Linked DNA regions of Homo sapiens: region 1 is linked to region 2. The links are chromatin loops, found by intact Hi-C in ENCODE. Cell type or tissue: PC-3. All regions are shown on one strand. Links, peaks and the distances in the headings refer to the core of each region. The heading gives the core; the rest is flanking DNA.

Region 1 (2,932 bases), core at 120-2,619, 70 kb after region 2:
CCAAGCAAAAGGCTCTCTTTTCATGGAAGCAGTAGAACAGTGAGAAAATAAATTCAAATCCTAAGAACTAACCGTGTTGTATGGATGATGGATGATGTGTCTTCAGTTATTGTTAATATAAAATTTCTATTGTCCTTTTAAATTCCACCTACCATATTAAATTGGCAGTTTCATCGCCATATTCCAATTCCTTCTCATGCTTAATTCCCTCATCATTCTGTACTGTTTCTTCTCATGTCCGTACAAGTACAAGGAAGTGGCAGAGCTGTCCTCAGCACAAACTTTGCCTAAGCGTCTCTTATGCCACTTTGGCACCTGAGACTCAAAAGGGGAGCATGAAACGTCTAATTTTTGCTTAGCTCTGTGCTGGTGCCAAGCCAGCTCCAGTCAAGAGATTTAGTAAATAATGGCAATAAAACTTATTAAGAAAGAATGTCAGGGCTTTCCTACATACTGTATATTTTTTTTCTCCAGGAAGAATTTCCCTTCAAATGTAAGATTTCCCTGTCCTAGCATGTGCGCTTTTTGCCAAAATCTCCTCTTGTTGAGTGACAATGAGTTCAAATGATGCAGTAAGTCACTTTTGACCTCTCATTTCATTCATTTTGTCACAAGTGACAGGTGTTTAAGCTGAACTATTTTCCTGCTTCTGCAGGACTAATGACCTTGAGCTTGTGAAGGTAAATTTTTTGAGGCAAAAACTAGTAAGGAAGTAAATGATTCTCTCAAGATTTCCTTACTAAATACTTCACAGAAGTCTAATGCTGCGGCTTAAGTATGAATTGTCATCTTCAGTACAATGTGGAGTTAATATTTAGCCTTTATTTTTTTTCCTTGACTAGTTTTCTCTTTGCTCACTCAAGCAAATCTTGTGCCTTTTCCTTTTATGTTATTCATTTTTGATTTGTACACTTTTCATCAGTGAAGGGGAGTTTCTGTGGGAGGAATTGTTGTCATTTGAAAGATTCTCTTAAAGCATTTGAATGATATCTTAAATAATAGCGATTTATGTGTCTAAAGGCAATTAAGGTAAATAAATTCAGTATTTTGACTTTTTAAAATAATGCATGTTATTGAATTCTTCCCCACATTGTTGAAACTTTGCATGAATTTGGTTTCTAAAGGCCAACGCTAGGGGTCACCCTTCCTTATTTTAAAGTTTTAGTCATTGTCCAGAACCCACTGACAGCCCATTAATCTCCAAAGAAAGTAAGGAATTTTGTAAAGAAAAGCAAAAGACTTTGGCTCTAAGAGTGCTAGTAATGTTGCTTTTTGTCCTTGCCCTGTCCTGAAGCCCAAATTTGTAACAAAATTTTATGAATGAGGAAATGATGTTGAGCTTTTGGGGGGCAAAAATATTCTGAGAATAAAAATTTATTCAGCTTGAGGTAGGACTAAAAAAAATAAGCATTTTAGAGTATTATTTATAGGGTATTATTTGAAACCATTAAATTTAAAAATGCATTTTTAATTTAATAACCTGTATTATAGATATGATACTGAGTTTACTTAAGAAAATAGTACAAATGTCTTCATAAAATGAAATGGGAGGACTTAATGATTATGCATATCAGACTATGGGCTTATAAAAGTTAGCTGAGAATGAAATTTTAGATAAAAAGTGTATGCTGAAATATATAATGTTTGTTCATGCTTTTTTGTTTGGCGTGTGTGTGAGTGTCTGGTTGAAAGAATATTTCCATGTATAATGATGCAAAGAATTTGCATAGTAGAAATCACTAGTTCATAGATTTGCTCTGCAGTTGTTTTGAAGGTAAGTTTAATAATTTTGTCAGGAAGCTGGTGTCTCACTCTGTCCCTATTTCTTCTTAGCTGGATTATTTCACACATAATATGGCTCTAAAAGAGATCACAATTCTCTCCAACAGTCTTGAACTGTTTTTGCTTTCATTTAAAAACAGTTACCTCTGCCCTTATACTTTTTCCTTGTTTTGAAAGTGTTCCCATTGATCTTTTATTTCATTCATCCAGATTATAAAGATAATAATCTCAGTTATGAAATGTTTATTTGCTAAGCACAGAGGCTTCGCATCTTCATTTTCGAGGTGAAGAAACTGAGGCACAGTAATGTAAATGGAATGCCAGAAGCAGGATCTGAACTGAGGCTGCCAGACACCAGAATATATGAATACATTCCTAAACTTTAGGTTGTGCCGAATTGGCTACCCAACCACAAAACTGCATATCAGTTACACAGCACACATGCATAAGTGCCCCCAAAGCACCTAAACATGAGGTGGGAAATGCACAATTACCAGGAATTTTCTGAAGATACTGATGTAATTTCAAATGAATGATTCTAACAGTGGCATTTTGGACACAGTAGTGGGATCAGTAGAGTGCCTATCTGAAAAAAGTGGGGATCACACAACATCCTCAATTTTCCCACAAAGGAAGCACATCAACTAGCAGAGCCAGCAGCCTTTGTAGCAACAACTGGGTAACTCACTCCTTGGGGACAGTGATGTTTGAGTGTGTTGGGAAGACAGGGAATGGTTAAACAGGATATAATGACATTTAATTGGTTCTTTAGGCAGGATCCCCCCCATCTATAGCTTTCCCCAAATTCAGAGGAACAACAAATTTCTCCTTCCTCTGTGCGCCTTGGCAATTTGTATATATGTTATTACTGTAATTTTCTCATTACCTCATAATTATGTCTTTGGTTTCCTGCACCTAATCTATACACTCACAGAAGTTGAGACTGTCTTGTTCCTTGTGGCATCACCAACATATATCACAGTGTCAAACATATGAGAAACTGAAAACAGTTGTGAAGAAATGAATTTCTAATTTTAAGAGACTCTTTGCCATATTTTTCAATATAAGACTAAAATGTTGCATAACAGCATTAAGGTGAGAATTGGGGCTGGGTGTGCAGGGATGCTGTGCTAGACAGATGCAGCAAGTT
Region 2 (2,932 bases), core at 157-2,656:
TTTTTCTGTTGATTAATGATGTTTCATATGCCCATTAGCAATTTATATATCTTTCTATGTGATGCATCAGTTCAACTCTCTGTCCATTTAAAATTTGATTGTTTTTCTTATTATTTAGTTGTAAGAGGTCTTTATATATTCTGGAAACTAATCCTTTGTCAGAAATTTGTACTGTAAATGTTTACTCCCAGACTTTATCTTGCCTTTTTATTTTTGTCAAAGTGTCTTTCAAAGGGCAGTCATTTTTAATCTTGATGGAGTACAAGCATCAGTTTTTCTTTTACGTTCATGCTTTCTACATAGTATGTAAAAATAACACAAAAAACAATATAAACAGTATAGCAAGGTCACAAATATTTTCTACTATATTTTATTCTAGAAGTTTTACAGTTTTAACTTTCACACTTAGGGCTATGATTTAAGTTAATTTTTATGTATGATTTGAATTAAGCATTAAAGCTTATTTTTACTTTGCTATTTTTATCTCTGGTTTGAGTTAGGTCTTCTTCATATCATCCATGTTTCTATTTAAAATGCTTAATATTTCCTCTATTAAGCTTAACTATCCTAACTTAACTTAACTATCCTAACTTAACTTAACTATCCTAAATATTTAGGCAGCCAACATTGGGCCACATAAAACAAATTCTTAGAGACCTATAAAGAGACTTAGATAACCACACAATAATTGTGGGAGACTTAACACCTTACTGACAGTGTTAGACACATCATTAAGGCAGAAAACTAACATAGATATCTGGGACCTATTGGTTCTTGAACACCTGGATAGAGTTGTAATAACTGTTTTAATGTCTTTGTTTATATGTTCTATCATCTTCATAATTTCTGGGTCAGTTTTGATTTAATTTTTTCTCTTCGTTATGAGTCTTATTTTCCTGCTTTTTTATGTTTGTATGGCAGACTTTGTGAAATTTACCTCATTGAGTGATGGATATTTTTGTATTACTATAAATGTTGTTGAGCTTTGTTCTGGGACATAGTTAAGTTACTCGGAAACAGATGGGTTCTTTCAGGTCTTGAATTTAATCTTTGTTAGGTGGGATTAGAGCAGCTAATTTTGTCACGCTACTGAAGAAAAGCCATTATGCATATACTACTCAATGCCCCATTTTCCACTCTGACTAGTGGGTAGAGAAACTATTCTTGGCCCTGTGAAAACTCTGTAAATTTTCTCCTCTAATCCTTTTGGGTTGTTCTTTTTCCATCCTCAGAGAGTTTCCTCACAGAAATACCCTGATTAATACTCAGCCAAAGCCTTGAGGGAAGGGAGATCCTGTGAAGATTTCTGAATCTCTGTGTAACTTTCCCCTCTGGTACTCTGACCAGCAAAATGTAGCTTTCTCCAAAGAGACCTGAGCAGTTTGTCAGGGATTAGAGTATACTGGCTCCTGAGTGGTGTTAGCCAGGGAAATGAAATGTTTTGTGGTGATGTCAATCAATTTTAAGGCATCATTTCCTCATTGTCAGACATATCTCTCACATAGGCAAGGAAGCTCATGTCAGCTGACTAGACATCCTCTCTCCAGGACAATGGTGGAGATTCCCTGTGAATCTAGCCCTCTTGGTCTCCGTTTCCTTTTGTTGCATGCCAACATACCCCTGCTTGATAAACCCTCTTTCTTTTGTGGTAAGTTTGTAGCTCTCTCAGTCCCAGTGACATTACAATCTTTGCTAATTAGTCATCTCACTTGGGGTTTCCAAAACTCTTTATTCACAAATACTGATAGTCCTATGAGTCATTCTTATATATGAGTAATTCAGTAATTTTGTGTTGATTTTTACCAGTTTTATCTCAAAGATCAATTTCATTGTAAATGTTGTGACTATAATTACTGTGAATTAAGAATTTTTGAACATATTCCTATTTAAAAAAAAATCTTTGCTAGGACCATCTATCTTATTTGTATGAGCTCCTTTATAATCTAGATTTTTGGGTATTATTTATTTGTTAATATCTTCTAGTTTGACCTTGCCCTTATTTTGGTTCTATTTCATTGTCCATAGAATTAAAATAATTTTTTTTGTGGTGGATTGGTCGGTGAGGGGAGGCAGTGGCAGACAGGGTCTTGCTCTTTTGCCCAGGGTGGAGTGCAGTGGCTCAATCATAGCTTTGTAACATCAAACTCCTGGGACTCCATACATGCACTATGACTGGCTAATTAAAAAAATTATTTTGTAGCAGTGGAATCTTGCTATGTTGCCCAGGCTGGAACAGAATTAAAATTCTAATATAGTAAAAAGTATAAAATCTTTACATTTATTGTTTCTTCTCTTTAATGTATACGAATGAATTAATATTTAATCTAGAGACCTGAAAAGCATTAAATTCCATTTTCTGGTAGATTTTTGAATATATATTTTATTTTTGTAGACATATTAGAGTGTTGTTCCGTCTCTCATATTTTTCTCCTTCCTGACTACTCCTCTCATCACTTGGCTAATCCATAGCAGCATGGGGGTGGGTCCATAATAGCCCTGTTGGCACAATCTGATTCTTCCTCTTTGATGATGGTTTATTTTAATCCAGTGACCATCTGAATCAAGATGGCCTAATTAGCATTATTTTCCTGGGACTTTAAATCTGGGCTGTAAAATTTAAATTGAAAACAAGGAGAGTCACTTGAATGAATAAGATGTAATCTTAGGACACTGTAGAAGAGATATCTTAGTTATGATATCACTGGGGTGTTCAGAGAAAGAGGTGAATAAATGAACTTAATGCTCAGTAAGAAGCAGAAGTGAGAGGAGGAAGGGAATTTCCTGGGATTTTTATGTCTTCTGCTTCCTAGTTCCAGTGTTTCTCTAAAACCAGCCTGCATTTCTGTTCTTGGTCATTAATAAAATGTACTTATATCTTTATAATAAATTCTCTCTTTCACTTACTTTAGCTAAATTTAGTTTATAGTACTTC

The links. Hi-C counts contacts between places; a loop is a spot of excess contacts. Peaks named below come from ENCODE experiments on the same cell type or tissue, not always from the same donor. Only the 100,000 strongest peaks of a DNase experiment are listed, where the experiment ranks them.
Region 1: a loop joins it to region 2, with 3 times the contacts of the local background. A loop is called at or near these places in 2 of 110 quality-filtered maps.

What each region holds. Positions count from the first base shown.
Region 1 is chr6:128,724,686-128,727,617 of GRCh38, forward strand. No RefSeq gene overlaps it. Among named protein-coding and RNA genes, the nearest start is that of LAMA2, 160 kb to the right of the region's middle. In PC-3, for the core only: a CTCF peak has its summit at 1,130 (motif pointing right); no DNase peak of the experiment used is centred there.
Region 2 is chr6:128,654,651-128,657,582 of GRCh38, forward strand. All of the region lies in intron 1 of LOC105377998 (a long non-coding RNA gene), which reads left to right. Among named protein-coding and RNA genes, the nearest start is that of PTPRK, 140 kb to the left of the region's middle. RefSeq lists an enhancer at 886-2,085. In PC-3, for the core only: no CTCF peak of the experiment used is centred there; a DNase peak (open chromatin) is centred at 1,611; H3K27ac peaks cover 1,542 bases.